Regions from separate parts of the Homo sapiens genome. Here region 2 is linked to region 1. A link is an interaction called in ENCODE POLR2A ChIA-PET data of the cell type or tissue named here. Cell type or tissue: PC-9. All regions are shown on one strand. Each heading gives the region's core, and the rest is flanking DNA. Links, peaks and the distances in the headings are about the cores only. Region 1 has its middle 120 kb from the start of TINAG-AS1. Region 2 has its middle 52 kb from the start of TINAG-AS1.

Evidence for each region. ChIA-PET counts read pairs that join two places held together with the same protein. Peaks named below come from ENCODE experiments on the same cell type or tissue, not always from the same donor. Only the 100,000 strongest peaks of a DNase experiment are listed, where the experiment ranks them.
Region 2: POLR2A ChIA-PET joins it to region 1 with 6 read pairs; 1 of 35 experiments calls an interaction of 5 or more read pairs at or near these places.

What each region holds. Positions count from the first base shown.
Region 1 is chr6:54,489,635-54,494,034 of GRCh38, reverse strand. No RefSeq gene overlaps it. Among named protein-coding and RNA genes, the nearest start is that of TINAG-AS1, 120 kb to the right of the region's middle. In PC-9, for the core only: no CTCF peak of the experiment used is centred there; DNase peaks (open chromatin) are centred at 694 and 2,374; H3K27ac peaks cover 3,328 bases.
Region 2 is chr6:54,417,899-54,422,298 of GRCh38, reverse strand. No RefSeq gene overlaps it. Among named protein-coding and RNA genes, the nearest start is that of TINAG-AS1, 52 kb to the right of the region's middle. In PC-9, for the core only: no CTCF peak of the experiment used is centred there; a DNase peak (open chromatin) is centred at 2,268; H3K27ac peaks cover 1,347 bases.

The DNA.
Region 1 (4,400 bases), core at 250-4,249:
TGTTTCTTTATACCTTTGTGAAAATCTGTGTAATTATTTCAAAATAAGATGTTTAAGAAATAAGTAGGCTGAGCACAGTGGCTCACACCTGTTTTCCCAGCACTTTGGGAGGCCTAGGAGGGCGGATCACGAGGTCAGGAGATCGAGACCATCCTGGCCAAAATGGTGAAACTCGTCTCTACTAAAAATACAAAAACTATCTGTGTGGCGCCTGTAAACTCAGCTGGGTGTGGTGGCGCCTATAATCTCAGCTACTTGGGAGGCTGAGGCAGGAGAATCGCTTGAACCCGGGAGGTGGAGATTGCAGTGAGCCAAGATCGTGGCACTGCACTCCAGCCTGGTGACAGAGCAAGACTGTCTCAAAAAAAAGAAAAAAAAAGAAAAGAAAAGAAAAGAAAAGAAAAAAAAGTTACTGAAATATAAATCCCCCCACATGTCCTACAAAATCAACAAGGAGCATTAATAGTCACTTACATTTACAATTCCATTAGGAGAAAATATAATATTACAAATTTCCATTTCCATTTGAAATTTGTTATACCAGAAACTCAAAAGCAGCAGAGCCAGCTCAGGAGCCCATTCCAAAGCAAAAATTTAGAAGGAAACTACACAATAAAGATGAGAATGCAGCAAAGATCTAGCAGTGGTGAGCTAAAGTCACACTCAGAGAGTTCCACAGTGATTGGGGAAAACACTGAGTCATTGTGAATCAGAATTGTCTGCTAGGAAATCAAAGGATAGGAGCTTGCATATGCAAGAGTAGAGAAACAGTCTTGGAAAGGCATCACCTCTGAGGAGAGAGGGAAGTTATAAAGTGGAGGCATCATGGAAATGAGAAAGAAAAAAATCAAATGGCAGAAATTAAGGATCCTAATGAAACAGAAGAGTGTCATGGTATTAAAACACTGTCTCTCAAATCAAAGGTACTATCTTTTACTGTACCTATAAAAACATCATTTTCTAGAAAAAGAAAATGTAGTAAGCCACACAAATAGCTCACACCTTTTCCACCCCATGCAGAAATGCCAGTTATTTCTGGTCCATAAAAAATAAAACTTTTTAAAAATAAGCATAAAACCACAGGAAAATCTATAAAATGTTCCTATTAAAACTATTGAAACATTGAGAAAACTTTTCAGCTGATTAAAATAATCTCTGCAAAAGCAACCATTAGGGCAAAGGTAGACTATAAAACAAAATATTGACATGATGAAATGTCATTAAAGAATTTTTACTAAAAAAATACCTAGAGTAAGAAGTTCACATGCTAAGAGTAGGAATGGACAGAAAATACAGATATAAGATATAAAAATAAATTTGAAGAAAAAGAAAAAGTAAAAGTCTAAAAATCTAAATATTAATATTAGAAGAATTTTATGAAAAAAATAGGGATAAAGAATTCCAAAGTGTTACTACAGAGGATATTTAAGCATTAAACAAGAAGGCTGCATAAAATGGCTAGACATGAAGCTAAATTAGGACTCAGTCTATGGAGAAAGCATTTTAGCTTGGACTGACTATAGTCATAGGGGTATGTATGCCCTAAACAGTCTGTGACCTTGCGGGAGGTAGAGATAGCAACTGTGGGACTTTGCATTGGAATACAATGCTGCTGTGGCACAGCAGAAAGCAACACTGGAAAAAACTCAGGTGGAACCTAGGGAAGGAGTATTCCGACCTGCTCTAGCCAGAGGGGAATCACCCATCCTAGCAGTCAGAACTTGAATTTGGGCAAGCCTCACCACAATGGGCAAAAGTACTCTGGGGTCTTAAATAAATCTGAAAGACAATCTAGGCCATAAGGATTGCAAATTCTAGGCAAGACCAAGTGTTGTGCTGGGCTTGGGGCCACTGGACTTGGGGAGGGCACACATGCCTAGTGAGACATGAGCCAAGGAAGCTAAGGGACTGCTTGCATGACTTGCTCCCAACCCCAGGCACTGCAGCTCCAAAAGAGACTTCTTCCTTCTGCTTGAGAAGAGAAGGAAGAGTAAATAGGAATTTTTCTTGAAAATTGGATACTAGCTCAACCACAGTAGGGCAGGGAAGGAGGGAGAGTCATGAGGCCCCTATTTCAGGCCCTAGCTCCTGGATGACATTTCTGGACAGACCTTGGGACAGCAGAGAACCTGTTTCCTTAAAGGGAAGGACCAAGTCCTAGCTAAATGACGAGTTAATGGGTGCAGCACACCAACATGGCACATGTATACATGTGTAACAAACCTGCACGTTGTGCACATGTACCCTAAAACTTAAAGTATAATAATAATAAAATTTAAAAAAAAAGAAAGATTTATCACCTGCTGACTAAAGAGCCCTTAGGCTCTAAATATTCTGCAGGAGTAAGCCGGTAGTACATACTGTGGGCCTTGGATGAAACTCTGAGTCATGCTGGCTTCAGGTATGACCCAGCACAGTCCCAGCTGTGACAGCTACAGAGAAAGTTCCCTTCTGCTTGAGAAAAGCAGAGAGAAGAATAAAGGAGACTTTGTTCTGCAGCAGAGGTACCAGCTTTGTCACAGTGAGGAAGAGCACCAAGCAGGCCCCTGAGGTCCCTGACTCTTCCCTTGGCTCTTACAGCGTTTCTGGGACTACCTTGGGCCAGAGAGACGCCTGCTATCCTGAAAAGTGAGTCCCAGGCATGGCAGCATTTACACAAGTTGACTGAAGAGATCTTGAGCCCTAAGTGAACATCAGTGGTACCCTGGCAGTACTCCCCATGGGCCTGTAGTGGTGGCAGACGTGGGGAGAGACTCCTCTGCCTGGGGAAAAGGAAGGGAAGAGTGGGAAGGACTTTGTCTCATGGCTTGGGTGCCATCTCAGCCACAGTAAAATAGATCACCAGGTAGATTGATATGGTTTCTGATTCCTTGTCCTGTTTCCTGGACAGCGTCACTGGACTCACCTGGGACCAGGGGAACTTGCCACCCTGAAGAGGAAAACACAAGCCTAGCTGGCTTCACTCCCTGCTGATTATAGAGCCCTAGGGCCTTGAGTAAACATAAGTGCTAGCCAGGTAGTAGTTACAGTGGGCCTTGGGCAAAACCCAGTGCTGTGCTAGCTTCAGGTCTGACCCAGTGTAGTTCCAGTATTGGTGGCCACAAGGGTGCTTGTGTCACCCTTCCCCCAGCTCCAGGCAGCTCTGCATGGACAGAGAGACTCCATTGTTTGAGCAAAAGTAAAGGAAGAAAACAAGAATCTCTGCCTGGTAATCCAGAGAATTCTTCCAGATCTTATCTAAGACCACCAAGGCAGTACCTCTGTGAGTCTGCAAGAACCATAGCATTATTGGGCTTGGGGTACCCTCTAATTCAGATACAGCTACAGTAACCAAAGCATAGATGGAAACACTTAAGTCTCTTCAAATACCTGAAAAGTCTTCCCAAGAAGTGCAAGTACAAACAAACCTAGACTATGAAGACTATAATAAATACCTCACTCTTCAATGCTCAGACACCAATGAACATCCACAAGCATCAAGAGTATCCTGGAAAACATGACCTCACCTAAGGCACCAGGGACAAATAGAGAGACAGACATGTGACCTTTCAAACAGAGAATTCAAAATAGTTGTTTAGAGGAAACAAAGAAATTCAAGATAACACACAGAAGAAATTCAGGATATTATCAGGTAAATTTAGCAAAGAAATTGAAATAATTAAGCAGAATCCAGTAGAAATTCTGGAGCTGAAAATATAACTGACATACTAAAAATGCATTAGAGTCTCTTAGTAGCAGAACTGATCAAGCAGAAGAATTAGTGAGCCTGAAGACAAGCTATCTGAAAATACACAGTCAGAGGAGACAAAAGAAAAAAGAAAAAAGAAAAAAGAATGTGGCACATCTAAGGTCTAGAAAATAGCCCCCAAAAGGCAAATCTAAGAGTTATTGACCTTAAAGAAGAGGCAGAGAGAGAGAGAGAGAGTGCTAGGGGTAGAAAGTTTATTCAAAGGAATAATAGAGAACTTCTCAAACCTAGAGAAAGATATCAATACTCAAATACAAGATTATAGAGCACCAAGCATATTTAACCCAAAGACCACTACCTTAAGCCATTTAATAATCAAACCCCCAAAAGTCAAGGATAAAGGATTCTAAAAGTAGCAAAGGAAAGGAACAAATTACAAACAATAAAGCTCCAATATGTCTGGCAGCAGACTTTTCAGTGGAAACCTTATAGACCAGGAGAGAGTAGGATGACATATTTAAATTGCTGACAGAAAAAACAAACAAAAAAACTTCTACCCGAGAATAGTATATCCAGTGACAATACACTTAAAACATGAAGAATAGACAAAGAACATTATTACATAATGATAAAGGAATCAATTTAGCAAGAGGACATAATGATTTAAAATATATGCACCCAACATGAAGCACCAAGATATATAAAGTAAATA
Region 2 (4,400 bases), core at 239-4,238, 72 kb after region 1:
TTTTATTCTTTTAGATGCTATTGTAAATGTGATTATTTTCTTAATTTCTTATTCAAATAGTTCCTAGTGAGTGTACAGAAAACAATTGATTTTTATATGTTAATTTTACATCCTGCAAATTTATTTATTAGTTCTAACAGTTCTTTGGTGGAATCTTTAGAATTTTCTATATATATAGTCTATGATCTAAATTTAAGATTATGTCATCTGCAAACAGAGATAAATTTACTTCTTTATTTTCTATTTGGATGCCTTGATTTATTTCTTTCTTGTGCCTAATTGCTCTGGCTAGGACTTCCAGTACAATGTTGAATAGAAGTGGTGAGAGTGGCCATCTTGTCTTTTTACTAATCTTAGAGGAAAAGCTTTGAGTTTTCAGTCATATTGGCCTGTACTTTTATTATTATTATTATTATTATTATTATTATTTTAGTGTCATTGCCTGGTTTTTGGCGTCAGGGTAATCCCATACTCTTAAAATGAGTTTGGAAGTGTTGCCTCATCAATTTTTTGAAAAAATTTGAGAGGGATTGACTTTAATTCTTCTTTAAACTTTTGATAGAATTTACTCATAAAGCCATCCAGTCCAGGCTTTTCTTTGATGGAAGATTATTTATTGCTGATCTAATTTCCTTACTGGTTATTGATCCCTTCAGATTTTATATTTCATCATGCTTCAGTCTTGGTAGGTTGTAAGTTTCTGTGAATTTATCTATAGTAAAATGTATTCCTATGGTGTAGCTGAACGTCATTAGGATAACAAGGTCTAAGACTTTAGAATTTAGAGACACCTCTGCACTTGTTTTCTACTTTAGTATCCTATTAAACAAAAAATATCAACCTCCCCAAACACCTCCAACTTTTGTGCTGGACTTTTGGATGTACAAGCTCTTAATTTTTCTTTGATATTTCTCTTTTTCTTCAAAATTATCAGACATTTCTGAATCTTTCTACTTTCCCCTCTTGCATTAGTGCCTTCTTGTCTGAATTCACCTCTCACTTCCTCCAGATAAATCAACAATTTATTTAATGTAGGATTCTAAGTCAAAATATTTTAGGCAAAATCTTCAAATAACTTCACACTTGAAGTTATTTAAACTTTAAGACCTGCATAACAGTGGTTTATTTAGTTTTTAAAATCCATTCTGAGAACCCAAAGGACAGAGGCTGAGAATGTTTCAATTTCAACCACCAGCTAGATGATGTGCTCCTATAAGATGGACCATTAACACTTCACGTCAAAGTCTATCCTGGGGAAAATCTTCTAAAGTAGGACTATTAAACTAGACCACTCAAAGAGCTATACTGACACCTGTATGAAAAAGCTATAGTTCTATAAATGCTAGGAATTTATATTTCTATAAGTTCAGCTGATCTAATTGAGATATATTACCTTAGGGTCTTAGGAGGCTTTAGCTAAAAAATTATTAAAAAATTGTTAAACAATAATAGCATATATATGCCATAAATAAAATTGATTTAACAATTTTATTAATTTCATAAATATTTACAGAAAACCTAGTGTATATAAGTCATTGTTTATGGTTCTGAGGGTACAGAATGATCAAGAAAGAAAATGTTTTTGATCTAAAAAAACTGACATTCTTGTGGGAGAAAAATTCAATAAAATAACAAAAAAATTTAGATTGTGATAAGGTCTAAGAAGGATATAAAAAATGGATAGTAATATAGACAGGAAGTAGACCTGAGAGTAAAGGGCTCTATGAAGAAAGTTATTGAGGAAGGCATCCCTTAGGAAGTAAACTTTAACTCAGACCTGATTAAATTTTAAACTTTGTGCCAGCATTTGGTTTAAACCAGAAAAGTTTTGGTAAAGAAAAGGTTTAGAAAAGGCAAAGTACATAAGTGAGCATAATAAAATTAAAAAAAATAAAAGTAATTTATAGGATACATTTGTGCTATGTTATAATGAAAGTTGAGAATGTGTTTTTTAAAGCAGACTTTATTATATTGGTAAGTATTCACTGGATATGATTGAAAGCTCTAGTGAGTAAGTTATTACAGGAAGATACACTCTGTGCACTCTAAAATGATAGAAGGAAGATAAAAAGCAGAAGTCTTATTAAAAATCACCTATCTATATTTTTACCCAGGATGACCCACATTTTCTGTTCAAATCACCGCCACAGAGGAAAATAGGATTTGTCATGCTGGATTAGATCATTGCTCTATTACATGTGCAATGCTGATTCCAGCATGAGTCAAATATTTGTTGCATCAGACGAAAGTAAAAGCTTCCAAAACAAGTTGTCATACTTGCCGTGCTTTCAACTGCAGTCAAAATTCCATGTAGAGCTATACTTCAATCATTGAGCTCCTATTTTAGATATAAGACTTTTTTTAAGAAGTTTAAGACACTATATTTTATAGAGGCCTCAATAAATGTGAAATATGGTCACATCTTCCAGCTTCAATTCTCCTGCTCTAAATGTTTCTCTTTATCTCCCATCTATATTCATTTTGTGCCATGGAAGACAGGGGAGAAAAAGAGGCAGTAAACAGCTATATAGTTCCATAGGACATGGTTGAAGCAACAACCATGTTCATCTTTTAGGCTGCTGCATAGAGATTTTCTTTCTGCTTCAAAGAAGCCTCAGGATGTTAGCTTTACTCTATTTTACAAAGGATACATTGTATGAATTGTTATGGTCCATTAACCTGCAGGAATAACTCATTGTAATGCTGTAGAACTTTTTCTAGCTAATCTGCATAAGAGTCAGTATAGACCCTACTCATATAAAAAGATGGTTAATTATGAATAGAATATTTTCATGCTGAATGCAGGGATTGTATTTTATATATCCATCCCAACCAGGCTTGCTTTATATTCCATATTCCCTTGCACATTGTAGGTGCTCAATAAATGATTAGCCTGTCAAATTTGTCTTCCTAATTAAAGAGTTTAGGCCATTTATATTTATTAGGATAACAAATATATTTTGTTTTGTTACATTGTGTTATGTTGTGCTTTCTATTTTTACTATGCTTTTTTATTCTTATTTTTCTTTTTCTATATTGATATTTCTTGTTACTTTTCCTTTTACAGGTTTTCAAATTATAAAATATATTACTATATTTTAGTGTTATCTTAAAATTTTAAACGTACATTTAACTTAACAAAATGTAAAGTTAGTCAACAGTCTTACCAATAGTGCAAGCAATATGTGGACAGTAGAATGCTTTAACTCTTGTCATCCATTCTCCATTATATCCTAATAACTAATATTTTAGATTTAACTTTTTTAGTCTTAACTCCAGAAATTAGGAACAATTACTAATTTATACAGTCAATAATTATTTACATTTATCCACAAAGATTCCAGCTTTTGTTAACCATTCCTTTTTCAATTTTAGGCCTTCCTTCTGGGATTATTTTTATTCTTCCTGAGGTACATCCTTTGGCATTTCCTTTAGTGTGCATATGTAGGTGACAAAGTCATTTTTATTTGTCTGAAAATATCTTTATTCTACTTCTATTTTAACTGTAGTTTCATTTGTTATAGAACTCTAGTATTTCTAGATTATAAGTGTTTTTTGCTCAAGGTTTGAAGTTATCATTTCATAACTTCACTATTTTTTGGCTTCTAATACTTTAAAGAGGTATCTTTTAAAAAGATATCTCTTCCATCACTCTAATTTCTTTTCCTTTGTAGATAGCCTGCCTTTTCTCTCTGCAGCCAGATATTATTTCCTCCACATCTCTCTATTTGCTTCTTCTGGAATTTAGATTAAATAGTCACCAAAATTTGTCATTCTATTATCCATGTGATTTGCCCGTTTTGATATTTCCCATCTGTTTTCCTAACTTTTCTGGATTTCTTTTTAGATATTTTATGCAATTTAGGCCAGGCACAGTGGCTCATGCCTGTAATCCTAGCACTTTGGGAGGCGGAGACAGGTGGATCATGAGGTCAGCAGTTCAAGACCAGCCTGACCAACATGGTGAAACCCCGTCAGTACTAAAAATACAAAAATTAGCCAGGCATGGTGGCACGTGCCTGTAATCCCAGCTACTCAGGAGGCTGAGGCAGGAGAATCGCTTGAACTCAGGGGGTGGAGGTTGCAGTGTGCCAAGACTGTGCCATTGCACTCCAGCCTGGGCAACAGAGCGGGACTGTCTCAAAAAAAAAAAAAAAAAAAAAAAAAATATATATATATATATATATATATATATATATATATTTATTTTATCCAATTTATTAATACCTTCAATTGTGTCTAACTCTCTATTTAACTTATACACTATTCTCTATTATATCATAATTACACACTTAATATTTTAACTATTTTTCAAAATTAGGGTAATTTTGACAACTTCATATTTGTATCATATATTCAATATTAACCTTTATTTGGGGCTATCTTATTTCTTCTGATAA